5 separate regions of the Mus musculus genome follow, and all the other regions are linked to region 1. The links are chromatin loops, found by intact Hi-C in ENCODE. Cell type or tissue: left cerebral cortex. All regions are shown on one strand. Each heading gives the region's core, and the rest is flanking DNA. Links, peaks and the distances in the headings are about the cores only.

Region 1 (5,763 bases), core at 1,764-5,763:
CTGCGGATGGAGAAACCGAGGCACCTAGCTTCTCTTTACAGCACTCACACAAAGTCAAGTTAGCACCCAGCCAGGCCAGACTTTGCCTGGCCTCTGAACAGTGCCTGGTCTCTGGCTTGTCAGTGGTACAGGGTTCTCATGGGCCATTTTACTTAAGTCTGAGTTCCTGTCTTAACTTCTAGGTGCACCCCGGTCCCTTAGGCCCGAGGTCCTTCCTTGATTCTGATATCAGCCTGCAGAAAAGCAAGAAAGTGCTGTTCCTGAAGCTTCCTTTGGCTCCTGCTGCTGCAGCCCCTGTGCTCTTGTGAAGACGGTGACAGGGACTAGCGCATCCCTAACACAGAGCACTTTACCAGATGCTGCTGTGGTTGCCCTCTGAGGTTCCAGATCTCACTTGTTGGCCTGAACTTGTGAGTGGCTCTTTCACCTCAGGCCAGCCTCATACCTGACCTGCTCAGTGAGTGGGAACAATTCCAGAATTGCCCCACCCAGTCTGCCCAGCTCTGCAGTTAGTTGAGCCATGCTTGCTCTTTAGCAAGTCTATGTGCATATACTCTCTTGCTCAATAGTAACCTAAAGGTCAGACGCAGCCAAAATACTTTTATGTACACAATCCCAAGACTCAATCCTAAGTTATTTAAGAAACATTTTAAACAAAGCCCCTATCATACTTTATGTGTGTGTGTGTGTGCGCGCACGTGCACATTTGAGTGTGCGCACACACATACAAATATGCATTTTTTAATTAAAAAATGATGGGATACGGTCTCACAATGTATATATTTTAAACTAAGTAGAGAAACCTAAAAAGCAGAGAAAGCCAGAGCAAAGGAGCCCGACCCCGCCCTTTCCCCTTGAGATCAGGAAGTTATATTTGGGATACATCCTTGGGTTTCTTTTCCTCAAATGGGCTTTCTTTCAATTAAAACACCTGAAGCCAACACTTTCAATAGCAAGCAGGTAGGAAGGAATGTCTGACCTTGTTAGTCCAGTAAATGACTTTGGAAGTTTTGCCTGTGCCGGCAACAAGTTGGCTGTATCTACATGTCTGTCATAAAACGGAGGCCATCGACTCTGGAGTCAATGACTGTCACGCCAGTCCCCACTGCACTCCACCCCTTAGCATTACCCAACAGGAACAGGCCAGTGACAGCGCAGTACTTCCTTGACCCCAGCTTGGTGGGGGCCTTGGCAGTGACAGCTCAAGGGAGGGGTTGCTTTGGATGCTGTCTGTAAAGAGAGGGTCCCTCCTTCTGAGGGTGGCGGCCTGGCCGGCAATCCCTGGAGAGGCCCTAGCACTACCTGGACTCCAGGGCTGGGCTGCACTGCTAACCTTTTTTTTTTTTTAATTGAAAATAAATTTTGTCACACAATATATTTAGATTATGGCTTTTTTTTCTCTTCCAATTTCTTCAGGACCCTCCCTCCCTTCTTACCAACCCAACTTTGTTCTTCCTCTCTCTTCAAAAACAAAACAAAAACAAGCAAAAAACAACACACACACACCAAGAAAACCAGAAATCAAAATAGCAAGCAAGAGAGACCAATAAGACAAAAATGTCCAAAGCCAACAGGACTGATGCACAGATGGACCGACAGAGACTGAGCCAGTGTGTAAAGCCTGCACAGGTTAGAGCCGGATGGGGTCCCAGTATCAGCAAGGGGAAGTGGCATGGGCTCCCACCCCTAACCTCAGTTTCCTACAATGTAGGAACTTTTCTGCAGTGTTGGGCAGTGCACATTCTAGGTACAGGCCCTATCACTGAGCTACATACATATCCAGTGTGGCCCCCTCTCAGACTGGACTTAATTTTCGGGTCCTTTTTGCCTCAGTCTTCTGAGTGCTGAAATGAAATTACAGATGGGCACACCAAGCTGGGCTTACTGGCTTTCTGAGGAGCCGGGTCTAACAATGAAGCAAAGCAGTGTCCATACATCCTGTCACTTGATAATGCTTGTCATACAATCTGTTGACCCTCAGTTGCCATTTCAAAATCACATTAAAAAAAAAAATCTTAGAATTTCTCAGAAACTCAACCCCCTTCAGTGCACACCCCAATTCAATGAGCAAACCCATACTACTTCCTTTGAGGCAAGACACGCAGCAGGAGACTTGCCTAATGGCAGGCTTCACAGGAGACTGAAAACAAGGGATTTCCAGGCCCTCAGAATCAAGCTCAAGGTTGGCTGTAGAGAAGGGCAAAACCCTAAAGTGTGTAACAGTAAAACCTAGAAGCAAAAACTGGATAATTTCAATAGCCTTCAGCATAGGCTCTGTGTCAAGCCTTCCCAACAGAAACTCTACAGGTCTCAAAAAGAACTGCAGACTAGATCTCTCTTGTCTGTCTGTCTCTTCCTGCTAGGCACTAGGAATATCAAAATGTGCATTTGTAATTTAAATCGGAAGTGACTTTAAGCTCCCCATGGAAAGACAACAGCGCCATGGTTAGCTGGAGAGAATACTGAATATTTAAACAATTCAAGGAGAATCTAATGCTTTAAATCATGTTCAAGTTTCCCTTTTTTACTAGGTTTTAAAATTTTATTTTTTATGTAGATGAATGTTTTGCCTGAATGTATGTCTGTGCACCACATTGCCTGGAGCCTTGGAGGTCCGTAAGAGGGCACTGGTCTCCTAGAGTTGTAGCTGAAACCATGGAACCCAGGCCTCTGGTGCTCCAAACCACAGAGCCACCTCTTCAGCCCCCAGTTAGCGTAAATGTTGAGAACACAGTGAGTGATAAATCACACTCCAGCTTGGTTTTGCAGTTCATGCTCTGTACCCAACCATTCCTATTTCCAGTGTTTGCAGAGACATCAGCGTTTATCCAGTCCCGAGTTATGTGCCTTGGGTCCCAAGGGAGCTCACATTATGGTAGGAAAGCAAGCGGCACAAATGTGGAAGACCCCTGCTTGGATCCTGACTTGGCGCCCTTTGTGTTCTTTCAGGTAAGTCCAATCTCTCTGAAGAACCGAGAACTGGCTCTAAGGCCCACAGTCGTAATCAGGTATCTGTAAACTCTCCTCAACTTCAGACTGCATCTACCGATGCACACTCACCCTGTTCCAAGTCGAGAATTAAAATAATAATTAAAGGCAATTCCCTCCACTAACTGTGGACTCAGGACTGCCTCCTTACAGCCGTTTCCTGCAACGAACTCCTTTGACAACCAAGTTTACCACTTTCTTCTACTAACAACCCGTCCAAATGTAACCTTTCCCCACTGCAGCATGTGATTAGATATTCTCCCTAGGAAAGGTCACCTCAATATTCACTTTAGTAAGTATCTCCCTTCACCGTGAAATCTACATTTATGTCTAGACCAAGCCAAGTCTGCAGGTTTTAAAACTGCCTTTGAATGTCTCCTCTGATTCCCCCAGAAGGACAGGGGTGTTCCTGGGCCCAGAGCGCCTCTGCAGCGGATACAGGCATCTTGCTCTGCTGGCGTGAAGATCCAAGAGCTGATGCTCCAGGCAGACACCACCAGGGCACATCTCTACTTCCACAGATTCTTCATTCTGATGTGACATGGAGGAAGAAAATGTCTTTCATATCAAAAGCCAGTGTTTTATCTAAATAAACTTAGCTGTCAGTTCAATGTGGCTGGACTTGGCTTTTTTTCTAAAAACAAAATAGAACAGAACAAAACAAAACATCTAACTGGAGCCACATGAAGGGAAGCACAAAGCACGGCAAATTCTGGGTCTCTGAATCCATGGTCAAAACGCAGGACTTCCGGTGTTTCTTCTACAAACCTGGGTTTTATCATCTACAAAGGGATGCAAAGATTATGCATACCATGGTCTTTGGTGTAAAGAGTCATAAAAGGGACAGGCATTATCAAGCACTTCCTTGGGGAAAAGAAGGAAGATTACGTTGTCACAGCACGAGCCTGTGGGCATCTCTTGTTCTTGCTACCATCTAGGTAACTCCAGAGGCACCACAAGTGCTGTGGGTGATACTGTCCTGGTGAACTAGGAACTGCTAAAACGACACAGCCGAGGAACAGGCTCGTGAGAATAAGCAACAAAAGAATCGTCCTCCCAAGTTCCTCACAACAAACATGGTCTCTAGGGTCTAAGGAAAAGTACAAGAACTGGACGCGGGATTGTTAGGTTAGTCACACCCCCTAGTGGCCACAAAGAAAACTGCTTTGTAAAATGTCAGTCCGGCCAAGATCATTTGCATACAAGCTTAGTATCTGAGTTTAAAAAATAGTTAAGCTAAGCTACACGCAGATGAGAACACGGGTAATGGTCTGGGCTGCTTTTGGAAAGCAGGCTTTTGGTCTGAAATACTGTTTTTCACCACTGAGCTATTTACAAGCTGAGAAAACAAGTCATTATGCCCAAGACTATCAACCTCATCTCTCAAGTCCTTTGTTTTTGTAATAGGTGATCATAGTAAAGCTCTGATCAACTACACACTCCAGTTATTATTACGTCTTCCTCTTGCACTCATTTTCTAGGACAAAGTAGAAAAAAAATCAAAATAAATTATTCATGTGAGGGACCTGGTTGAAAACCTCTGAGGGTGTGGTTCTCTCAGAGCTGGGGCCTCACAGGGCTGGGGCCTCACAGAGCTGGGGCCTAAGCTCCTAAGCCTCCATGCCTCCACCTCCTAGTGCTGAGACTACAGGTGTCTCTAGGGTGCATTCTTTTAAGTAGGAAAAACCAGGACACAAATGATATTCATGTTATGATGGCTGATATACAGGGAATACAAATGTCAGGAACTAGAGGGGAATGAAAAAAAAATCAAACCTTAACGGAGAGAGACGTGTGAGCTCTCTCTCTTCTGCTCTTTCCCTACACTGTTGTCTGTGGGATTTAGTGTCTGATCTTAGTACACAACTTATATCTTCCATTCCATCAGCATCCTTAGGCCACCATACCTAACTAAGACAAAAGAGTTATACACACACAACGCATGCATATACATGTAACTCATGATGCATATAGGAATATAAAAGTATTTTAAGACACAGTTTACTATTGTAGCCTTGGCTGTTCTGGAACTCACAGAGTTCCACCTGCCTCTGCTTCCAGGGTACTGGGATTAAAGACATGTGCCACTAAGCCCACATATATATATGAACTTTTAACTAAATTGAAAACAAGCTTATCAAGACTCCTTAGCTCAGAGGACAATTTTATCACTTCACTGTTCCACATTAAAGTTTGGCAGATCACAAAGTCTAACCTAGGAAACCACTCCTGAATGGAAACCCCATTATACCAAATGCATATATTTAAAATACCGTTTATTGTGATTTAACATTAATTAGCATAACATCTAAGAGCAATATCAGATAACTTTTATACATTTTCCACAGGACACTGAGTTCACTGGCTCATTCATTATGTCAAAGCAAGTAAAGAGAAGCGTTAGCGAAAGGTGCAATAGTTTACTGTTGTGTTTAAAAAATATTTATGCACATTGCATTCATTTAGATATATATATTCTTTAAAAGTTATGGAAAAGGAGAGTTCACAGGTAACTGTGTCTCCACACGTTGTAGCACAACACAGATGATGTAGGACATAAAACAATCCTCAGATGCACAATTCAGCAACTCAAAGTTTCCACTACGAGATTAACAGGCTCCAGTAGTTAGTGAGGTCTAAGAGGACCAGCATCAATCACAGGGTCAGACAGAGCCAGCCCAGAGAGCACTGCGGCCAACGTCACGTCACGTTTGCGTGCCAAGTCACCCGCAGGGCGCTTTACTTCCACTCGTGGAGTATTGGGGTCATCCATTT
Region 2 (5,763 bases), core at 550-4,549, 230 kb after region 1:
ACTGTGTGCAGCTGTGTGTCTGTGCCTTTGGGTTTCTGTTCCATTAGCCCAGTGTTGCGCTACACTCTGTACTATCTGTATGTTTATGGGTAGAGAACATTCTCGTAGCTAAGCCGAGCCAAGTTTATCTTGATGTTCTTAGTCCTGGGTGTGCTGTTCTGCGCTGCTTTTATTCTCTTTATCACAAAGGGAAAATCTGTGTCCCATTGAATTTTAAATGCTTTAGGTGTGGCCTGATAAACCCTTCAGGAATGATAAGAAGGCTGGCCAAAGGACAGGGCTTCATCTCTAATGATCCTGGGATATCACTGTTGAAGGTTTTTTCCCTCAATAAGGAAGCTGAAGCCGGAACCCCAGGAAAATGCGTTACTTAGCAGCATCCTAAAAACAATAAATCAGGCTTGCTCAGGCTAGTCACTAGCTGCAGAAGTTGCTGTCTAGACTTCAACAATTTACATATACTGACATTCCTTTATTTTTTATTTTTTTGAGGCCAGGGAATGCACGACATGGCAGTGCATGTGCACAGCGCCATGTGCCTGGCACCGCATGTGCAGAGCGACACTGGGGGGAAGCCAAGCTTTGTGTGTTCTCTGTGTCTGCCTGCCTACTTAGGGGCTGATACTGGACAGATGCAGAGGCAGGTAGCTCTCATGTGGGCCCAGGGGACGGCCTCGGGTCAAAGGCCCGGATGCCACACTTGCCTGTGTAGCCAGCTGCATGGTTGTTAGATTCTGAGTCTCAGCTTACGTGGTTGAGTCACAGGGCTGCTGTCAGCAAATGCTGAAGGCAGGTTCTGCCCCCTGGGTGTCGCTGTGTGGGTTGCTGTTATTGTTACTGCCACCTTTATAGGAGCGAACGAGAGGCCCCTTAGAGTAAAAAACTAGACAAGCCACGACAGAGATGTGACGACACATAAAGGCCTGCACATGTGTCAGGGAAGGGCCAGCCAGCGCCATCCAGGAGGAACTTGTGAGGTGTGTGCAGCCATGTTGTAAGATAGTAAAATACTTAATAAATTAGTCACACCAGGGTATCAGAAGAAATGATCATTTTCACATATCAGTATAAAGAGTATAGGTTACTTTTTATAGGAAGCATTCATATATGGTAGTTTCTATTTATAAAACACCTCAGTCCGAATATGGTTTCGAGCATTTAATCTGTATTTACCTTTCATTAAATTTATAGTTGACAGGGCTGGAGAGAGATGGCTCAGCAGTTAAGAGCACCGACTGCTCTTCCAGAGGTCCTAAGTTCAAATCCCAGCAACCACATGGTGGCTCACGACCATCCGTAATGGAATCCGATACCTTCTTCCAGTGTGTCTGAAGACAGCTTACAGTGTACTCATATACATAAAATAAGTAAAATCTTTTAAAAAGAAGTTATAGTTGACAAAGTAGTCTCACATACCCATGCTGTCCTAAGCATACCTGAAAGGCTTCTACTAACTGAATCTTGGGTATCTGTTTTAGAACTACATTGCAAGTGATTAAAATGAGATAAAATGAAATACAGTTTCAGGCTAGTAAGAAAGTAACATAAAGCCAGGCAGTGGTGGCGCACGCCTTTAATCCCAGCACTTGGGAGGCAGAAGCAGGCGGATTTCTGAGTTCGAGGCCAGCCTGGTCTACACCATTAGTTCCAGGACAGCCAGGGCTATACAGAGAAACCCCTTTTTCGAAAAACTGAAAAAAAAAAAAAAGAATAAAGTAACATAATAATAAACTACTTTTCAAGTGCTCAGGACCACCTGTGGTGAAGCTCTCGTCATTTACAGCATCGGTCTGTATGAGTGTGGAATGTATTCCTAGCTGAGAGATTTCTAAGACAGCAGGATCAAGGAAGTGCAGTTAGTTGGACTATGGGCAGTTAGAATTTGGAGAATACTGGGTAAAGAGAGACAGAGACATAGAAAGCACACCTTGGGCACATTAGTCAAGGCCATCCACCTGTCATTCTTTCCTGCCGGTGACCTTGACCCCCATAGTCAGGAGTTTTTGAGACTCTCTTACAGCCCAAACTTGGTATCATAGTGGAGGATAACTCTGAATGGGCAATCCTGCCAGCCAGGATTGCAGTGTCCCACCCTGTCTGGCTGAGATGAGGTCTGGTTAGCAGGAACAAGAAGGCAGTATGACCAGTAGGGGCGCTCTTGAGTGTGGATCGGAGGAGGGAGAACAGAGAAACCAGGGGATCCCCGAATCTGGGTGAGAGGTTCTGAAATTGAGCATCGGTGCCCTAAGTGTGAACTGTGCAGGCAGAGAAGACTCAGCGGGTGTGGTCCAGGGGTGATGAGGACTGCACCAGCAGAAGTGCATTTCCTCTTTCAGTTCCTGTGGAGAGGCACTGCATTGTTGGGGTAACTCCATTAAGTGGGGCTCTGTGTCCTTGCCAGGCCTCTGGGGACAGGGAGGAAGGGCTGCTTTGTGTGTGACCTGCTCAGCGGCCTCCTCAGCAATAGAAAGGCTCTGTTCTCTGCGACTCCTGACTGTTACATTTCAGCCTGATTCAAGGTTGGTGGAATTCCTCCTAGGCGTGGAGAACGGAGGGCGGGCGTTATGAAGGGGAATCTTGAATTCTGTCCTTTGTGTACTTTCCAAAATACAAATACACCCACACTGTTCCCTAGTGGAGATGAACCAGACGAGCCCCAAGTGCAGGGTTATGCAAGGACCTGGCACTTGAGTGGTCAGCCTCTCTGGTTCTCTCTAATCCCAGAACAAGGCCCCAGGAGCCTTTACAGAGGTGATCGGTAAATGCTTTCCTGTGCTGTCTCAGGCAGATTCCGGGATCCCTGGGCATCCGCAGCTTCAAGCCAGGACAGCCACTGGATGGGGCCAGGGCTTTCTTTCAGAAATCCTATCTTTCTTCTTATCTGAAAGGCCCTGTTCTTTGACTTGGCCTAGACAAAGGGTCACATTCTGTCGAAGCGAATTTGTTAATATGAGGCTTTGGCGGGGTATGTGGTTCTCTTTCTGGAAGTCACGAATCAGATTTTCCTAAACTGTATTTTTTTCTCCTGAAAAATCATACCTCCTCAAATCGGCCTCCTGTTTTGTTTCTTAAACCTTATTTTTTAAAAGCTATTTTATTTTTTTAAAGATTTATTTATTTATTTTATGTGTGTGAGTGCACTATAGCTGTACAGATGGTTGTGAGCCTTCGTGTGGTTGCTGAGATTTGAACTCAGGACCTACAGAAGAGCAGTCAGTACTCTTACCTGCTGAGCCATCTTGCCAGCCCTTGTTTCTTAAATTTAATCCTGGGGCAGAGAGGTGATTTTATCCACTGGTTCATTAGAGCCAACACCTGTGATGGCAGTGCGTCGTAAAGCCTCGGGCCTGCTTCTGTGAGGTCTTAGGTCTGAGGTCATGTAGTAGAGAGTTCCTGTTGATGAGGGACTTGACCTGGGCTCCTTTGTCAACACTGCTACCTTTCTAGCAAAGGGAGGAATTACTGAGAGATTTTTTTTTTCGAGACAGGATTTCTCTGTATATATAGTGTTGCTGTCCTGGAACTCACTTTGTAGACCAGGCCGGCCTCGAACTCAGAAATCCATCCGCCTGCCTCTGCCTCCCAAGTGCTAGGATTAAAGGCGTGCGCCACCACGCCCGGCTGGAGAATATTCTTCCATTTAAATCTTGACCCAGCCATTCCTTCCCATCACATGACCTACCTATGGGACCTGGGAAATGTCCAGTGGCCTGGCTACACTGTGGCGTTTGTCACACTTTGCTTACGCTTGTTGACGCTGCTCCGTTTAGGAGAGGAGAGGTGCCTGGGCGTTGACCGGTGTCTGGCTGTAAGGAAGGAGCTGATGTCTCTGTCCACTGTCTGCATGCGGAACTCTCCTAACACAGATCTCCAGCCATGGGGGCTTAGTTTTGTGGAGAACCGAATGTGTGTGAGGCATGGTCCAGGTGCCTGCCCTACAGGAGCTGAGTGTCAGGGCGGGGATCAAGGGCCCCCAGAGTGGACTCTGATTCAAAGTTTCGTCTTGTGGTGGCGTTTGCTGTCCTTGTCCTGTTGCAAGTGTATGTGGCCATGTGACAGCTCTCAGATCTCAGCACGAGTTACTTACCCGCATCCTCAACCTCAGAGTTCTCTAGAACTTGTAGGGCAGAGTGCAGGCCTCTCAGGGTGATGTTTGGGCCCCTGACTGGTTCCCAGAATTCTCTGCTGCCACCTCTGTTGTCAGGCCCCATTGGCTGGCAGCCCAGATCTTGTGTCTTGCCTCCGGCCTTCTCTAACCTTCCCCTTTTCCTGGCTAGTCCTCCTGCTCCTCATCTGCCCATGGTGGCCCAGGTTAAACCCCTGAGTGTGGCCCGATGGCTTTAAAGGCAGATCTAAGCGACCTCGAGGCTAGAGCGAGCTTCGTACTGCATATCTGGCATACCTGTGTGGCTGTAGCTCATGCTTCTCGGGATGCCTGGCCCCTGTGGCTGGCCAGGTTGCCTACTCTGAGAGGCCTGATTAGGTTCCCCGAGTCTGGCTCACTGCCTAATGCAGAGGAACAAATGCTGCTTCTGTCTAGGGCTGCGCACCAGCTCACACCCAGTTATTAAGTGTGGGTATCATCTTCTCCCTATTTCCCAGATGAGCAAGGTGAGCCCAGCTAGTCGGCTGGGTGTCAGACCTGGTTACAGGCTTGGATTATAAATTGTGTTATTAATGAAGGTTGTGGACTCTGGGCCATACTTTATCCAGAGGAGACGACAGGGCCTGATCAGGTGGTAACTTGGGGACTGGGCCAGGATTTGCCTTTGATCTTAAACATGACAGGCCGATGAGAGTTTGAAGGAGATATTAGGGCTATGTGTGTGTTTGAAACTCCCCCTGTCAGTGTGTGTGAAGTGAGAATTCGGGACTGTGGGCAGGTGGAAATGATGAGGCTCGGCCCGAATCCTTTTATGAGAAATGCAGAGAATGGGAAATGTTGGAGGTAAAGCCAGCAGCTGTGCCTGCTTCTCTGTGACTCTCCTTAGCCTGCTCTGGAAAGCATGTCCCTGGGTGTTGCCAGCCTCATGACTTCAAGAGCACGGGCCAGGACTCAGCGCTCGTCACTGTGGAGGTAATGATGCTGCCAGCCCCCGCGAGCCGTGTCTTTCTGGCTTGTTGACCACTTAGGTCATGTCTGGTTCTTGCCCCAGGCTTTGTCTGGGTCCCAGGCTAGACATGATCATCTGCTGGAGAAATCTGTCCCCTGCCTTTGTGGTCGGGACTGGACGAATCCTGTGGTCTCCTGTCCCCCCCCCCCCGCCCCCGCCCCCCAACCCCTCAGCTTCCTGGAGAGTAATGGGGCCACATTGGAGACCCAGCTCCGAGAGAGATCCGGAGTCATTAGCACTGTCTTGTCAGCACGTCCTTGTTCTGTCACAGGTGTGAGGGTCACATCCAGGGAGACATGTTGTCAGAGAGCATCTCTGCTGAGAGGATGCATCTTCTGTCGCCTTTGTTGTCCTGGTTCCTCGGATGCTTTCGTGAGAAGATCCCTTCTGTGTCCAAGCATTTTCCCCAGGTTCTGCTGAGGTTTGAGTTCCCAGCAGGCCCAGGGAACAGTGTTGCTTCTTCCCAGCTCCTCTTTCTCCGTAAACTTATTTTATTTTGAGAGGGTGACGGTGGTGGTGGCGGCGGTGGTGCTGCTGCCCCGCTGTCTTCGTACTTGTCTAGGTGGGCCTTGAACTTAAGACCTTTTTGCCTCGACCTCCTGAGTAGCTGATAGAGACCAGTGCCGCTAGGCCTGGTGTTTCTGTCTCT
Region 3 (5,763 bases), core at 529-4,528, 81 kb before region 1:
ACAGGAGCCTAACGTTTCCTGCAGGGAGAGCTTGGGCAATATTGTGTCCTCAACCGCCTAAGCCCGAGCCACCCGGCTGGAGCGCCCAATCCCAGCCGAGTGAATCATTCTGTTCCCATTCTCTAGACGATGTTCACAGGATGAGACAGAAAGGTCTCCTTTAACTTCCCCTTATCAATGGGAAAATATGCTTCTCTGGAGAAAGGCTTCTTGAAAACTGCATACTGACACAAATCCTTGGCATTTACTGGCTTTCTAGAACCAGAATACTGAAGAGTCAGCCAGAGTCAGCCAGACTCTTCCAGAAGCGGAAGTCGGTTACGTCTCAGCGCCTCTGAACACGCAGGTTCTGGGAAAGCGATGCACCCTGGGAGGATAGGAGTCTTCTTTATTTTCTGCTCTAAAACCTCCGTACCAATCACTTTCCATTAAGTAAGACTCAAATGTTCTTCTACAGCATGGTCCTTCCCCCTCCTCCTTAACAAACGGGCCAGGCCCATTAACATACTTAGGTATTTTTATTTCTTTAACAAAGCCCTTGTTTCTCTTATATCTTGCTGGGGCCATTTCTAATTTTTAAAAAATTCTTCTCAGACTGCCGTAAACTTGGGGAGAGAAATGAAAACCCAAGGTCCCTCTCAGCCTGTGGCTGCGAGCATGGGTGCAGGCCACCAAGTCCCCACTCACACTCCTCTAGGGATAGGGACACTGTGATTTCAATCTCCTCTGTGGGATTATATCATCCCCTTCTGCATACAGAGCCAGGGCGGTGTGCTCTGGTGTTGGCATTAGAGAGAAAACAGATGCAGATGTATAGGATTAGCCCAGAGTCTGAGCCCCTCCATTCCTGCTCCCTAATGCCCACCTCCCCACCCCCACCGCCGCCATCCTCTCCCTACCTGTTGGCAGTGCTGGTGTTGCTGCTTCCACTGCTGTGTTTCTGTGCCCGGCTCAACCTCCGTGGGGGCTTCGAGTGCTGTAGCCGGGGGCTCGGCATGGAGGGGAACGATGAGGCGTAGCCATGTTCACACTCTAAAAACCGTAAGAGAAGAAAAAGGTTTAAGAAGAATATACATACCCAAATGCACAGACCCACAGATCCAAAGTTCTTGTCCTGACACTTTTTTTTTCCTCAAAGTAGAAAAGGTAAAATGTGCCTAAGCTCTGGTTAGAAGATAAAATCCTGCTGTTTAGCCATCCCTTTAATCCCAGCACCCAGGAGGCTGAGATGAGATCCCAAGTCCAGGGCCAGCCTGAGTTACGTGTGGCAAGACCCTACCCTAAGGGGAAAAAAAATCCATTCACTGTCTGAACATTAATCTGGTGACATACCCCAGACCCAGCCCACTGCCAAGAGAGTATATTGAAAGTCTTCTAAAGCAAATTTCTCCTTCCTCTCCAAATCCCTTTCCTCCAAGAATTCTTTAAGGCTCATTTTTTTCTTACATGTACATAAGTGTTCAGAAGTATATATGTGCACCAGATGTATGCATGCTTTCTGGGAAGCCAGAAGAAACACCAGTTACCCCCACCCATTCACTCCAAAAGATTTCACGTGCCTTAAAAACAAAACAAACCAAGCCAGCCAGGTGGTGGTGGTGGTGCACGCCTTTGATCCCTGCACTCCGAGGCAGAGGCAGTCAATCTCTGAGTTCGAATCCAGCCTAGTCTACAGACTGTCCTAAGTTTCGGACAGTCAAGACTACACAGAGAAACCTTGTACCGAAAACCAAAACCAACCAACCAAAACAAACAGAAAACCCTTGGTTTAACTACAGTCACCTCTTCGGTGCCTCTGTAGCCTCCACACTTTTGCGTGCCCCAACTCTTCCGATCACAACTTCTCGGGAAGGACCTCCTCTCTCCTGACAGAAACATTTAGGCTCTTCACGCTCCAATACCTTCCTCAGTCTCCCTATTCCTCCACCCACCTCCACCTCCACCTCCACCTCCAAGGCAATCCCATCTCACTGCACTTCGGACGCTCACAATAGCACTGTGCCCCTCCCGCAGCTCTTCGGCGGGCATCACTCCCACCCTACTCCTCCCCCGGCTCGCACAGGCTCCGCCTCCTGCACCCACACCTCCCCAGCGCCCACCCCCTTCAGTCTCCAGTGCAGTCTCAAGTTGCAAGAGCTCTTGGTCCAGCGCCCTCCGCCCTCTCCTCCGGTCCGCTTAGCAGCCGCCCCTGCGCGACTCGAGAGTCCTTCCCTTGCAGCCCAGAGCCACGCACGGGTCCTCCCCTAAGGCCCCCTCTCCTCTGCCTAAGCTCTCGCCCACACCTCATGCATGCACACACACACGCACGCACACACACGCGCGCACACACTCACACACACGCCTGCCCTCGCTCGCGAGCTTCTTGCTCGCCTCCTCTCCGGAACTCACCTGCACTCCTGAGCAAGAACCCCCACCGTCCCGACGCACCCACCTCTCCAACCGCGCGCGGACTTCCACGCGCGTGCACCCCACACGCACGCACATTTCTCCCCACGCGCGCGCGTGCTCCTCTTGCCGCGCGCGGGGACGCGCTTCACCCTCACCGGTGCACGCACTTCCAACACCACACGCGCGCACCTCCCCTCGCCAGCCGCGCCAGTCACGCCGCTCTCCACGCGCGGAGCCCGAGGCGGCGGTCGAAGCGACGGCGTCCAGCCGTTACCTCGCTCCCTGCGCTCCAAAAACTCCGCGGCCTCCAGCAGGCGCTGCACGTTGATCATCCGCACCCGCTCCATGGGCTCCGCGCTCCCGCCCCCGGCCGACAGGAGGCGCCACAGACGGCTACAGTCCCACGACGACTCCGGACATGTGCGGCGGGCGGGCGGGCCAGCTCGGCCCCGGCTCGGCGCGCTCTCCGCCGCCCTAGCCGTGCCCGCCGCGCCCGCCGCGCCGCCTGCAGCCCGCGCGCGGTTTGTTTACTTCTCCGCGCGAGCACGGGGGAGGGACCGGAGCAGCGGCAAGACCCGCCCCGCCCGCCCCTTCCGCTGCCCCCTGGGAAATGTAGTCCCGCCCCCCCACCCCCCCGCCAGTGCACGTCGGGTGCCGAGGGACATGGGCCGCCTCAGTACGCCTGCGCATGGTGGACTCCGCGATGGCCTCCGGGAGATGTAGTCTTTCCTTGGCTTTCCTTTCCTGGTTCCAAGGATGGGGAGACTAAAAATTTACATGACTTTGCTTCTGAGGAAAAGACTTGGGTCTGCTCCCAAGGACACTCATTTCTTAAATGACGCTCAGGGCCTAAAGTCCTCTCTCTATTGCTTTCTTGTGGAACTTCAATGCCTCGGTTCTCTCACCCTCTAAAAGAGGAGAAAGTAACAACTACAAAGGGCAGGGCCACAGAAGTAAATAAATAAATAAATAAATAAATAAAATCGGAGAAAGTAACAACTACAAAGGGCAGGGCCACAGAAGCAAATAAATAAATAAATAAATAAATAAATAAATAAATAAATAAATAAAATCGCTGTTCAAAAACATGAGATCACTTAATGAGAGCCAGAGAGTACATCCATTCGGTCCTTCTTTCCCTCAGTCTTGACACTGACAAAAGGTTTTTCTAGTCCCTTCTTCTTTTTGAACTGATTCTTCCCCCACTATACCATTAGTGTTTTTAGACTGAAAACCTGTTCTAACGATACAAGGAAAGGACATAAAGATTTTGTTCTGGATTCATACTGACTTCAGTTCAAACCGGAGCTCTGGCTATGTGGACTCCAAGCTTCTTTTCCCCTCCTATATAAGATGGATTTATCTCTTCCACGTATGCATCATGGTAAGGCCAGACACGTGCCAGGCACTGAACCAGACTTGTTCCCAGGAAACACATATTCAGTAAGCTTTATTGTGAAGTCTAACTGAAATAATCTCATCGCTGAGGGTTGCTCCTCCCAGGCTCCTCTCCTGAAGTGTAACTGACATCAGGGACAGTAACTAGCAGGAAGCACACTAAAAAGCAGCCACTTACTGCCCTCAGTCACCACCCTCTTCCTATGCCCCGCTTCAAACGGATGTCTTAACCTTGGCACTAGCGATGCTTTGGACCCGATGGTTCTGTCCTGTACATTGTTGGATGCTCAGCAGCGCCCCTACCCCCCACCCACTAGATGCCAGTCTCGCACCACCACCCTGGGGCATGACAACCAAAATACCTCCAGATATTGCCACACATCCCCTGGGGCACAAAAGCACCGCTGGCTGAGAACTTTCTGGGGGAAAGCAAACACAAGATGGCTGGAGGCGCTGCCTGTCCAGGGAGCAAACTGGGAGCTGTGGAAAGTAGCCACAGTCTGCCTCACTCTGATCCTGTTGATCTGCTGGGGGATGTCCAAAGTGACAGAGCTCTTGGTGAGGAGACAATGTCCCCTTCCTGTGGTCATGTTATTGGCGAATGAAGTTATCTCCAGTGAGGTCACAGGCTACGAAATTCTGCCAGCCCTTTTAAATACTGCAGTTGGCACAACATTTAAGAAATGGATGTTCGTCAAATTCAGGGAGACCCAAAAGAAGAAGTAAGTATTCACAGGCCACAGTAGGGGTGGGGGACTTTTCTAGGCTTTTTAGCTGTTGGCTAGGCCATATGGGTTTTCCCATTATGTACTGGTAACAACCACCGCCATCCCAGCAAAGGACGTTACTAGATAGAGGTAGAAAGAAGTTTGGTCTCTTCACTTTTCCCCACTTTTCTATCATTCACTCTGCCAAGTGTGGTGGCTGCCAGCACTCAGGAGGCACATATAGGCAGTTTTCTATGAGTTTTGGTCTCTATGGTGAGTTCCAGGACAGCCAGGATTACATTGAAAGATCCTGTCCCAGAAAACAAAAACAAAAAACCTTCACTCAGAACACCTGTTATAGCTGAAAATAAAACCTAGGAGGTCAAGAGCCCGGTGTGTTGGTGCAAGCCTTTCATTCCAGCACTCTCTGGAGTCAGACAGACAGACCTCTGTGAGTTCAAGACCAGCCTGGTCTACACACTGAGTTAGTGAGTTCCAGGTCAGTCAGGGCTGCACTGTGAGACCCTCTCTGGGTCAGGAAGAAGAAAGGACAGATGATGAGTCTAAAAGGTCACTTTACCATGGGCAGAACTACTTAAAAGTATTCAATTCCGAATTCCAAGGGCTCTGGGAATGTAAGACACTTTCTTTTTTGCTGTTGTTGTTGTTGTTGTTGATTCCTGTTATTTTATTGTTTTTTTTCCATTTTTTATTAGGTATTTAGCTCATTTACATTTCCAATGCTATACCAAAAGTCCCCCATACCCACCCACCCCCACTCCCCTACCCACCCACTCCCCCTTTTTGGCCCTGGCGTTCCCCTGTACTGGGGCATATAAAGTTTGCAAGTCCAATGGGCCTCTCTTTCCAGTGATGGCCAACTAGGCCATCTTTTGATACATATGCAGCTAGAGTCAAGAGCTCCGGGGTACTGGTTAGTTCGTAAGACACTTTCATAGCACCCGAGAGTCTAAAGTACCCACTGACGGGTAAAACCTGTGTGGCATGCAACTGGGAAATTATGTAAAAACCTAAAAATGTCCAGGAACTGAAAATTCAATTGGTTTTGTTGATCACATTATAGAGTCAAATGGAAGGTCATCAATAAAAGGCTCTATAGGTGTCACAGCTGACCCTACAAGAGTCACCAAGGGGCCACCTGCACATGAGGGAAAGCACTGGCCTGGTGACAGTGGGCTGATACATGTACAGAAACCTACACCTACACACACACACACACACACACACACACACACACACACACACACAC
Region 4 (5,763 bases), core at 919-4,918, 62 kb before region 1:
CCCACGCTCTCGGGGAAATCTGGGGGCTGTTGGCATCACGTCATTTCGAGCCAAACAGCAGCGGCGAAAAGACGCGAGAGTGCTAAAAATACTCCCGCGGGGAGCCGGTCGGAGGAGGGGGGCTGCGGGCCGAGGGGCTGATTACGCACATGAAGTTGACTTTGACTGGGGTGCAGAGGCTCTCGAGCCCCTCTCCATGGCCGGCCGTCTTGCAGAGAGGACACCCAGGGAGAGGGTCCGAGAGGAAGCCCCTTAACTGCACCGGCCTCTGGAACCTTGGCTCGGCCACCACGGGCCCGCCCCGCGCGGGGCAGCCCAGCCGGGCGCGCCCGGCTCTCTGCTTACGTGACTAGTGGCCACGCCGGAGCCCCGACACGGGGTAAACAAGGAGGTGGAGGCGGCCAGGGCGCGGGGGGGGGGGTATGTGGGGGGTAGGTCTCCGATTGTCTGCGGGTATGAAGTGTGTGTGTGTGGGGGGGGAAACACGAGAGGCTAGGGAATCTCTGGCTACCTCCTTAATATTCCTCGTTGCGGGGGTGGGGGTGGGGGATGAGGTTCGCTGAATATTGCCAAGGTGCCCTCTTTGGGTGCACCCCCCCCCCCGGGTCGGAGTCGGCGCCACGGGACAGACTCCAGCGACAGAGGGGATCCGGGAGGGGGACGACTACAGAAATCGCGCCCCTCCCCCTGCAACAAAAGCAAACACACCAAACAAAACCACCTCTTCACCCAGCTCCCTACTAGCTGGGCTTTTCAGAAACTATTCTCCAGACGAGTGCACCCCCTCCACACACACACACACACACACACCCGGGTGAATAATCGCTCAGCGACTCGGCTACACAGCCTGACGGCGATGTGCCTCTGGCAAGCCAGGCAGGCACTCGGAGCAAAGAGGCGACAGAGAAAGAAAAGATCGCACCACAGACCTCCCAACAGAAATCCTTGTTTTGGTCCTACCCCGTCCCCACAAATTGCGCTGGCGATACTCGGTTACTTTAACCCTAAAGGCCCGGGTGTATTTGGGGAAGGTGTTTTTGTGTTTTGAGGGCTGGCGTGTGTGTGTGTGTGTGTGTGTGTGTGTGTGTGTGTGTGTGTGTGTGTTGGGGGGGGGGGTCTTGCAAGACCTGACACGTTGCAATCGGGTCTCTCTCCCATTGATCTCCTACTTGTTCTGACAGATTACACATCTCGTTTTTCTCTTCTCCGTGAGTCTTTCTCTCCCTTGGCCCGATCTTCCTTCTCACAGCTATTATTCTGATGGTGCTGGAGACGCAGCACACGCTTGCCCCCGTTAGGGTGCTGCTGAGTCGAATGCCTGGCGAGAGCTGGGGGTTCCAATGGGCAGGGACAAAAATGAAACAAATACAGAGAGGAAGCCCAGGCCCGGGTGGGGTTCCTAGCATCGGTCTCCACCTGGGGGGGAGTGCGGGGGGGGTGGGGGTGGACGGAACCCTGTAAGGCGTTTGCCTTGCTCGTCCTGTGCGTCTCTGAAAATAAAGAAAATGGACACAACCGCCCACACCTTTTCCCCCAACTATTGTTTCTGCGGAATCCTAAAGTTTGCTTTTAGCCACGTCCCCCTCGCCAAGTCCCCCCCTCCCTACCCCAGCGCGCGCAGGACCGCAGGTCCAGGGAGGGCTGCCGGCGCTGCCTGGTTCCTCTGGCCTGTTTCTTTGAGGGGACCAGAGGCCGTGGCATCCCAGAGGCAAGGAGGCACAGGGGAACTGTGTCTGTGGACACGATGGCCTGAGCCTAGTCCTGCTGTGGAAGGAAGGAGAAACGAAGTAGGCAGGAAGAAGAGCCGGAGTCCACGGCGCGGAGAGCTGTTCGGTGGTGGCGGTTGTTATTGTTGTAATGTGTGTCTGTGTTTTCTTTCTGGAAGCCCTGAGCTCTGCAAACGGTTTCCAACTTTCAGCTTCTCATCCCCACCCAACCCTGGAACGAGCGACAAAAACAGAAACAAAACAAAACAAAAAAATAAAAACAAAACAAAACAAAAAAAAAAAAACCAAAACCATAAGCCAAACCAAAACACTTGTCTGCCGGAGTAGGCTCCGGAAAGAAAAAGGAGGAAAAAAAAAAAAAAAAGGGAAGAAAGGCGACCTCGGAGAGACGAGCTCGCAGCCTCTCAGCCCAGTTGTCAGCAAACAACAACACTCCCCCACTCCTCGGCCAGGCCGTCCTCCGGGCCTGCTGGAGACCGACAGACCAAGGCACCGACAGGCTCCCTCTCCCCTTCGCTGTCTTTGTTACATCTTTAGCAGCTTTGTGCGTGCGTGCGTGTCCTTTCTCCGGTGTCATCGGCTTTACTGCCGAGGGTACGTGTGTGTGTGTGTGTGTGTGTGTGTGTGTGTGTGTGTGTGTGTGTTTGTTGCGGGGGGGCGGCGGCGAACCGAGTAAGCGACAGGGGTCGCACAAGGGGGTGAGAAAGAAAGAGCTGGACGCAGGCGAGCAGTCGGGGCCCCCAAACTTACTTTTGTTTTCTTTCTCGATCTGCTCCAGGTAGCTGGCTGCCTCGAGCAGAATCTGCACGTTCTGCAGAAAAGTGTTGATGTGCTTCTCCATCGAGTTCTCGCTGGTGTTGAAAATGTCCGAGAAGGGGCACCGGGGCTTGGCCCCCGCCGGCTCCTCCGGCTGCGCCGGGGGCTGGGGCGCGGCCGCGGCCGGGGGCATGGCCGGGGGCGCGACGGGGACCAGCCCCGCGCCCTCGCAGCGCGCCTCCTTGCGCGGCCGCCCGCGTTTGCCCATGGAGGCACGGGGGTCCGCGGAGCTGCTCCTTGTCCGGGGCTGCGCGGCCGGCCGAGCTGCAGGGCCTCTGGGAGACCCGGCCTGCTGGAGTCACCGAGGCACCGGGGCAAGGAGCCGGCCTGACTGACTTCCCGAGCCTCGCTGCGTGCGGTTGTGAGTGTGAGTGTGTGTCGCTCTCGCTGTGTGGGTCTGTGTGTATGGGAGATTGAATGAACCTACAGGACGGACGGAGGCGCTGTGGCGCCTGGGTCCTAGTGCGAGCCCGATGCCATCTGACCGGTCAAAATAAATGGTGGCGGCTAGGGAGGCAGGGCCCGCCCCCTGCCTATCCAGCACCCTTCCCCGCCTCTCCGCAAATCCTAGCTGCGTAGACAGCACTGTGCTTTAATAAGAATGGGAAAAAAAAAAAAAAAAACCCTCGGATGTCTCTAGGTGGACCTGGATAAAAACAATTTTTCTTTACAGAAAAATAAATTCAGCACAATGCCTGGCACATAGGAGGTCCCCAATAAATGATAGCTGCTAGGCATTTTTTAAAAAAATAAAAAAGACCTTATTTCAAAATCAAACAATAAAAGCCCAATTCTGACGGGAAGAATAGAAACATCACATGTAACTAGAAACTCCTCCCAACACAAACATTTTACACATGACCCCTCACACGCTCGAACACACACACACACACACACACACACACACCTGTGTGTACCTTCACACAAGCAGAGGAAGTCTCCAGGCTACCCTGTCCGGGTTCAGATTTACCGACTCCTTTGCAACCCTTCAAATGCAAAGTTATTTTCCAGGAAGCGGGAGGAGATGTGAGCATCTCTCCACACTCACTCAGTCCAGCTGTGCAAAGCTCACAGCAGGGCGTCACTACAACTGCCTGCCCTTTCACTTGACAGAGTGCCCCCTAGATAGAAGTGGCAACCTAGGAACCTCTTCTTCCCTCCTTCCCTCACTCCCCACTCCCACACCTGGAGTCTTTATCCCCTACTCCCTCCAACAGTTTCACTGCTGCCACTGGGAGCCACCAGGCCTGCCTGACCAGAGTGTGGGAGACACCTGGATAGCCTGGTAAAGAAGGCTTGGAGTTCTCGGCCTACTCAAGCAGACTGAACAAATCAAATCCTCTAACCCTTCCTGGTCAAAATTTGCACATCCCTGAAACCTCTGAGAAGATGCTTTCGTGAACTAAGTCAAAACTACACCTAGAACATCTTGGGCACATACTAAGAATTTTTGTTTTGTTTTGTTCCTGAAGATCAAAGCTTTGTGCCTGCTGGGCAAGTGTTCTCACACTGGGCTACAATGGCAGCCCCTCTGTGAGAACTTTCTCAGTTGGAACCTAGGTCCCCTTTGCTGCTGTAACTTGAATCTAAGTCAGAATGAATGAGGTAAACAAGACTTTTCTGCACTTCACTGGAAAACAGTTCTAAAAGGAATCTACCCAGACTGACCTCGTAAGGGGACCTGGACTTGTGCTGCCCCCTGTCCTCACCAGCCCAGAGACACTTCCCTATACTTTTGTCACAAAGACTGAAAATGGAAACTTTGTTAACAAAGAATATTTTCTTTGCAAAATGCTCTTTAACATTTACAGCTCATGTGTATACCCCCCACTCCCCCCCCCACACACACATAGACCTGCAAGAAGGCCTTTGTGTGCTTTCAAAAATATTATAAAACTAGGCTGTGAATATAACAGAGTGGTAGGGCAGCTTACCTGCCCAGCGTGCACAAAGCCCTGAGTTCATCCCAGGAACACATGCACACGTTTAAACATAAATAGGGGAAGAGGTAGCTCAGAGGCTAAGGGCACTGGTTGTTCTTCCAGAGGACCCAGCTTCAATTCCCAGCTCACAACCGTCTGTAACTGAAGTTCCAGGGGACCAGACACCCCTTTCTAACCTCTGCAGACACTAGGCACATGTGGTGTAAAGACAGACATGCATGCAGGCAAAACACCCAAATAGATTTTTAAAAGTTCATAAATAAATTAAAAATATAGGCCATGGGCTAGAGAGATAGCCCAGCAGCTCAGAGCACTTGCTGTTCTTGCAAAAGGCCCACGTTCAGCTTAGCATCCTCATCAGACAACTCATGTAACTTCAGTTTCAAGGGATCCAACACTGCCTCCATAGGCACTGGCACACATATGGTGGACACATATACATTCAACTACACATTCAACATATACATAAAATGAAATAAATCTTTTAAAAAGATATATGCTCAGGTGACATGGTTCAGCAGGTAGAGTCACTTGCAGCCAAGCCTGATGACCTAACTTCCGCCCTTGGAGTCCACACAATGGAAGGGGAGAGATTTCTCACACAAGTGTGCCATAGCACAAGTAATGCATATGTTGCCAGGTGGTGGTGGCACACAACTTTAGTCCCAGCACTTGGTAGGCAAAGGCAACAGATCTCTGAGTTTAAGGCCAGCCTGGTCTACAGAGCGAATTCCAGGACAATTAGGGCTACACAAGAGAAACCCTGTCTTTAAACGCTCAAAACAAACAAACCAACAACAAACACACACACACACACATACACACACACATACACACAAAACAAGCATGGCGTGTGTCTATATCACAAATGCATGTGTACTGCACATACACACACTTGGGGGAGGGGAGGGGGAAGACTTAAATATGTACTAACCGGCTTCTATGACAGGAACAAGCAATATCTGGCATTTTGAAATAAATGCATTCACATTTCGGATCAGAATATAGCCATTGTCCACATATTCTTTGGTTGCTTTTTTCATCTTATAACAGATTTTGCGTGGTTGAACGCTGCACCCTTTGGCCAGAGAAAAGCCAGGACCTTCTGAAGACCTGTGAGCTCAATGCTCATATTCCATTGCCAGCATGATTACTGACTTTTCTCCTTATTTCTCTAAGAACCCTCAGACTCTGAACGGTTCATGTGTAAATATCCACAAACATCTGGGGACTAAGCCTCCTGAAGGCACAATGACCAACAAGCTTTTTTTTTTCAA
Region 5 (5,763 bases), core at 631-4,630, 120 kb before region 1:
CGTCATGCATGGGCTGCCCCTACGTGGCCGAAGGGTGGCGAGCGGGTGGTCGGCTGCTCTAGAGCTAACAATGCAGGTAAGGTTAGCTGGCTTAGCATGGAATCCAACAGAAAGCCGGGCTGCGTCAGGGCCTCTTTCAAAAGGCTTCATGGAGTCTCTCCTTTTGTAGAGCACGATATGAGCTTTTTAAAAATTCATTTTGTTTAAAAGAACTGATCATCCACAGGCTTCATGATAAACAGAGGCTGAGTTTTAATAGCTCTTCAGCTATCTGAGATTAATGCCTGATTATCCTGCCTTTTCCTTACTCTAAGTGTGATTTTGTTTCTAGGGCCAAGAAGCTCGGGAAGGGTTCATAACCCTATCCTTAAATGTCTGCTCACCACCACAGAGTGAGCAAACTGCAACAGGAGAGTGAAGTCTCCATTGTCTCTCAAGTCAACCTGGTCAACTCAAGATAATCACGCGCATGGTTTCTGCTGCCGTTAGAAACTGTACTCTTTCCAAATATAGGAATATTTGTTCTACCAGGGAGGCTCTACCCCACTTTTCGTTAAGTATTTGCTTAAATACAGGTCTTCTGACCGTTTTGTTCAAGTATAGTTTTTAGTTTTAAAGAGGAGACTGCATCATGAACCCAATTTGAGAGCCGGTGTTGACTCGGCCCAGTGAGCGCTCCGCCCTGCACTGTTAGGCCATGCTGGGTCCTAGGACGCGAAGGAGAGTTTGACACTGGCACTGGAATAACCCTCGTCACTCCCGACACTCTGCAGGCTGCTGTGGTCGTCAAGGTCACTGATGCTGGTGGTACTGACACTGTCTGCTTCTCCATGGGAGAACTCTGTGCTTTCCACATCCACTTCAATCTCCTCTGCGGGAGGAAGAAAGAGAAAACAAAGGGGGGCATTAATAATCTGCATGTGCACTTTCAGAAGTTAGAGAGGTTATCCAGCAAGGTTATCCGTGCTCTATCAGGGACTCTCCTGCAAAGAGCAATCTGGTATACAGTGGTGGTCTTAATTTAGGCAGCAAGTTTACTAAAACCCTTTTGACGCCAGTCCGTCTAGACCTCCCACTAAAAGCGCTTGGCCTGTTTGGGAATTAGTACTTAATATTAAAAGATCCCAACCCAAGTGGTTTAACAACATCTGTTTTACATTAAACCAAAAACTAATTCACAGCTCTGTTTATTAATCAGGGTTGCTTTAAAGAGGTTGGGGTCATGGAGAAATAAAATTAAAGATAGAAAATTTATGTTTAGGCATCCGAATTTTTTGGTGGTGTCAACTCTCTATCATAGATCATAGGTGGATCTATGGATTTCTATGGATTCATCAACAAATTCTGAATAGTAACTAAAATAAGCTAATCATAAAGTAGGTTTAAGGGGTTTGCTTTTGATTTTCTTGCATGAAATATAGCTTCAAGCCATGTCCCTCTCTCATGGTAAGAATTCTGCATTTTCTTTCTCTCTTTCTTTCTTCCTTGCTTCCTTCCTTCCTTCCTTTCTCTCTCTCTCCTCCCTCCCTCCTTCCTTCTTTCCTTTGAGATCTGTTTACTTATGTATATGAGTATACTGTGCACTGTGGCTGTCTGCAGACACACCAGAAGAGACACTAGATCCCATTACAGATGGTTGTTGAGCCACCATGTGGTCGCTGGGAATTGGGAATTGAACTCAGGCAGGACCTCTGGAAGAGCGGTCAGTGCTCTAAACTGCTGAGCCCTCTCTCCAGCCCCCAAGAACTTGGCATATTTTAAACAGAACTTTTTCTAAGTCTAAAATTTATTTCAAAATAGAAAGAATGTATATACATATATGAAAAAAAATTGTGGTTCACAAAGGCACTGCCAGAGAATGTTAGGGTGCACAAAGCCCAAGCTGGGGGCTGGGAGTGCGGCTGGGCTCACTCTTCCTAACCTAGCACATGCTACTCGCTGGGTTTGCTCTCTAGCACCAAAACAACAGAAGCTAGACGACAGTACTACATTGGTTAGTGAGAGCCGATGCAGTGTCTACAGTCTCCCCGCCCCCACCCGTCTCGGAGACTCAGGACTTCCTTAGAAAGAGAAGCTGCCTACCTCGCTCTGAATCCGAGCGATCTGAAGAGATGGTTGATCCAATGCTGTCCATTCGTATCCGCTCCATCTCCTGAGGCCCCTGCAGCTGTTCCAGTCGCCGCTTTAAAAACCTCTGTTCTCGTTCCAAGTTCTCTAGCTGGTGCTGGCTCTTCCTCTCCGCTTCTTCAAGTTTCTAAAATGAAGATGTTTTATTCACACCTGTAGTCCAGTCTAGTACAGTAAAACTAATTCCTGCCACAAATACACATATGTGGGTATGTATGTACCCTTGCATATATAAATACTGAGAAACACTTGCGTTTTAAACATAAAAACAGTGGTCTTTTTCCTGTATGGATGCTATGTTACTTGAACAAATGAAGTGAACTATAAAAGTCTGTGAGGTAAGTTCCACAAAGAGAAACCTCCTGCAATGTGGTATTCAGTGGAAAATTACTGAGAGATAAAGCCAAATAACAGCATCTCCGCCAGAGGGCGCAGCTGCCTTCCTTCAGGGTATCGGAAAGACCTTCCCCAGCATTCTCAGGTCTAGATGGCCACGCTGTAAATTTTTTTCATTTATTCGCATCATGCTGCCCCACTGGATCGCTGGTGAGATTTTACAGCCGTTTCTCTGGAGGGCAGTTAGTGAAGAAGAGGACGGTCTAGTGAGCTGTACACGACACACACAGGAATCAGTGCAAATATGGAAAGAAAGATTCTCACCTTGATGTGTGCTTTGGCTTTGTTGAGCAAACCGAGTGTTGTGTGCCTGGTGCAGTCTGGGCCCAGCGGGATCAGAACTTTCAAGCGTTCTAAACACAGGCGCAGGTGAGCTCGTCTAAGAAAGATATCAGCCAATCAGCACAGCCTGGAGAGCCACTAGACACACACAGCAACTTTGAGCTATTAGCCAACAGCCATATTTCACTCCCAACTTTTTAAAGTACCTGCACGGTAGTGGCGCCGACCTCCCGCCCCACCACTCTGCCCTGCAGACAGAAGTCACTTTAGATTATCAGCCCCCATGAACTCTGTCAGACAGCGAATTGTCTAGGCCGCTCCATAAGCTCCGTGCTGTGCTGTTACTAAAGCAATCGAGCTTGGTTTCCCAATGCCTGAGAGCACAGGCTGGAGTACCGGTTTCAGCTACGGTACCTCAAGGAGCTATAAAACGCACTAAGGTTTCCACCTCCTTCCACCTTTTAATTTTACAGACACACACAGACACACACACACACACACGCACAGGCACGCACCCACACTGTTCAGTAACCGCAGCCATCCCAGAGGGCTGGATGTTGTTTATGTAGAGGCAGAAGGACGTGAACACTTCCTGATCTTCAAACATTTTTTCAGTCCTTTATAAAACGTCAATTTCATGTCCAGCGCAACATGGACGACAAAACTGTGCCTGCGGTGGTGGGTTTCACACCTGTGTTGTGAGCGGGCTGCTGCTCATTCCTTTCCCTTCCGCCCTCATGAGCTACCCTGTTTTCCCCACAAGGAACACAGGTGACAGAATTACTTGCTTAAAGTCCCGAATTCTCCGACAGACCATTCTCTGGGAAAGTCAGAGGGAATTTCTCCTGGAAATGCTCCAGGAGAGCCTTGTACACTTGTGGTCTCCAACTATGACCATGTACATAATGGGAGGTGCCAAACTCTGCTGCTCTCCACCTTTGAGTCTGTTCTTTACCAAGCGCTAACAGTTCAGCAGGGGGCTGTAGAGATGGCTCAGTGCTCAGAGCACTGACTGCTCTTCCAGAGGTCCTGAGTTCAACTCCCAGCAACCACATGGTGGCTCACAGCCATCTGTGATGGGATCTGATGTCTTCTTCTGGTGTGTCTGCAGACAGCTACAATGTACTCATATACATATACATATATATAAATCTTAAAACAAGACAGTTCAGCTGCGTGCAGCACGTGGACTCCTTTGGGGCTGTAACTGAACTTCTACAACAGTCTCAGCTGTATCAGGGATAACGCAAGCCCCCCACTTTCCTCTCAAAGGGGACTTTGAGTTTTAATACACAACAGTGATGTCAAGTGACAATTTCCAGTGCAGGAGTTGAGAGAGGGGCGGGAAAGGTGTAAGTGGTCACCTGTGTCACTGACAAGCAAGGGTGATTGAGGGCAGTGAGGTCAGAGGTTTGGCCAATAAAGGCAGGCCCAGCCACAATCATCAAACAATCAGAAGCGAATTTCTAGTCCTTTTACCGAATCTGCCATCTCAAGTCTAGCACTTGACTCTGCAACTTAATGCAGATAAAAGACTGCTTCGATTTCTCTGTATTTAACAAGTTAAAGGCTGCTCTGCTCTGCTACCTACCTAAATCTCTCCGCTGAGGAGCTGCACACGAGCAGGCTCCTCTTGCTAAGCAGACCAGAATCACCATTAAAACCACGCACCATGTGAAGGCGCCTTCGGATTCTACAGTAGGATTCTACACTGTGGTTTCTGCCTAACTGCGCTCCATAAGACACGGCTCGAGGGTGACACACATGCTGGCCATTTTCTTATTAATTAGAGGCTCTGCTCTGAATTCAGCCTTCTACAAAAGAAAGCAACCAGAAAAATGAAGGAAGTATGTCAGAGGAACACTTCTGCCGATTTTGTTCAAACTGCTCAATTCCAAAAGTTTGTCCGTGCAGCAAATTATCTTTTAACATTTTAGGTTTTTTTTTTCCTTTTTTTCGAGACAGAGTTTCTCTGTGTAGCCCTGGCTGTCCGGGAACTCACTTTGTAGACCAGGCTGGCCTTGAACTTAGAAATCCACTCGCCTCTGCCTCCCGAGTGCTGGGATTAAAGGCATGCGCCACCACACCTGGCAACATTTTAGGTTTTAAAACTAGTTTTCTACTGACTAAAAAGGCTAAGTCACACCTGTTTTGTCTTGCTAAAAAAACCTTCACTGAAATAGCAAACCCAAGGATGTAACTCAGTAGTAAGCGCTTAACTGGCAAGGTCCTGTGTTAGTCCCAGCACATCAAAATTTAAAGGGGGAAATAGGAAACGGTAAGATTAACGTCTCTCCTCTTTTTAAAATTATTCAGTTGTGTATTTACCATGCTTCTTTTGTGTACTCAAACTATTTCTTCAGGCATTTCTTTGGTTGGGGAAAGCAAAAAATAAATAATAGATTTAAAAAAGAAATTCAAAATTTTGAAGGGTTTAGAGTCCCTACTCCAGAGTGTCTCACTTGGCGACACTGGAGGAGTCACTCGCATACCAAGCAAGCAATCCGGGTGCAGGAACAGTCAGCCAGAGGAGGCGGTAGACCTTTAAAAGCAACTGAAACTTGGTTTTGGAAATTCAAGGATCTAGAATCTGTCTATGAAGAAGCAAGGATTTTCCAGGTAATAAAAGAGGAACAAAAGGATCTAAGCGTGGGCTGAGATTACATGCTGGAGACAAGGGAAATAAAGACCGCCAACCATGCACACGGCCTGGCTCAATCCCCAGGGCTGAGAACAACTAAACAACAAAAGCCCACACGAAACCCGCAAGATTAACAATGCCTTCACACAGGAGAAAACAGCTGAGACGCCATGCTATAAGGGAGCACCATGCCATGTTCAGTTTCGGGGTCTTAATAAATTACTTAAATGTATTAATGAACCAAGCCAAAAGTTCAATGCCCCAAATGGATGGGGAAGGCAAAGTTCCACTAGGAAAGTTTTTTTTTTTTCTTTTTT

What was found. A loop is a pair of places that touch in the nucleus more often than their neighbours do. Peaks named below come from ENCODE experiments on the same cell type or tissue, not always from the same donor. Only the 100,000 strongest peaks of a DNase experiment are listed, where the experiment ranks them.
Region 2: it touches region 1 in a loop (2.8-fold over the local background); 3 of 42 quality-filtered maps call a loop at or near these places.
Region 3: it touches region 1 in a loop (3-fold over the local background); 15 of 42 quality-filtered maps call a loop at or near these places.
Region 4: a loop joins it to region 1, with 8 times the contacts of the local background. A loop is called at or near these places in 25 of 42 quality-filtered maps.
Region 5: a loop joins it to region 1, with 7 times the contacts of the local background. A loop is called at or near these places in 37 of 42 quality-filtered maps.

What each region holds. Positions count from the first base shown.
Region 1 is chr19:53,246,572-53,252,334 of GRCm38, reverse strand. Add3 (adducin 3 (gamma)) reads right to left here. Exons shown (of 15, transcript NM_001277100.1): 15 at 5,009-5,763. 1700001K23Rik (RIKEN cDNA 1700001K23 gene) reads left to right here. Exons shown (of 3, transcript NR_036590.1): 2 at 2,804-2,949; 3 at 3,382-3,599. Among named protein-coding and RNA genes, the nearest start is that of 1700001K23Rik, 5.8 kb to the left of the region's middle. In left cerebral cortex, for the core only: CTCF peaks have their summits at 2,322 and 4,141 (motif pointing left); a DNase peak (open chromatin) is centred at 4,122.
Region 2 is chr19:53,016,742-53,022,504 of GRCm38, reverse strand. The region is part of intron 2 of Xpnpep1 (X-prolyl aminopeptidase (aminopeptidase P) 1, soluble); the gene reads left to right. Among named protein-coding and RNA genes, the nearest start is that of Mir6407, 8.9 kb to the right of the region's middle. In left cerebral cortex, for the core only: a CTCF peak has its summit at 2,147; DNase peaks (open chromatin) are centred at 2,178, 2,422 and 4,214; H3K27ac peaks cover 854 bases.
Region 3 is chr19:53,326,620-53,332,382 of GRCm38, reverse strand. Mxi1 (MAX interactor 1, dimerization protein) reads right to left here. Exons shown (of 6, transcript NM_001008542.3): 2 at 900-1,032. It overlaps Gm30541 (a long non-coding RNA gene), which reads left to right and starts at 5,516. Exons shown (of 3, transcript XR_003952895.1): 1 at 5,516-5,763. In left cerebral cortex, for the core only: a CTCF peak has its summit at 2,737; DNase peaks (open chromatin) are centred at 2,159, 2,470, 2,810 and 3,033; H3K4me3 peaks cover 1,699 bases; H3K27ac peaks cover 1,354 bases.
Region 4 is chr19:53,307,688-53,313,450 of GRCm38, reverse strand. It overlaps Mxi1 (MAX interactor 1, dimerization protein), which reads right to left and starts at 2,945. Exons shown (of 6, transcript NM_001008542.3): 1 at 2,478-2,945. The coding sequence starts at 2,751. It overlaps Gm30541 (a long non-coding RNA gene), which reads left to right. Exons shown (of 3, transcript XR_003952895.1): 2 at 1-379. In left cerebral cortex, for the core only: a CTCF peak has its summit at 2,992; DNase peaks (open chromatin) are centred at 1,661, 2,258, 2,481, 2,977 and 1 more place; H3K4me3 peaks cover 2,336 bases; H3K27ac peaks cover 2,091 bases.
Region 5 is chr19:53,366,681-53,372,443 of GRCm38, reverse strand. It overlaps Mxi1 (MAX interactor 1, dimerization protein), which reads right to left. Exons shown (of 6, transcript NM_001008542.3): 4 at 2,788-2,902; 5 at 2,083-2,254; 6 at 1-871. The coding sequence ends at 708. Among named protein-coding and RNA genes, the nearest start is that of Smndc1, 21 kb to the left of the region's middle. In left cerebral cortex, for the core only: a CTCF peak has its summit at 2,550 (motif pointing right); a DNase peak (open chromatin) is centred at 2,551; H3K27ac peaks cover 607 bases.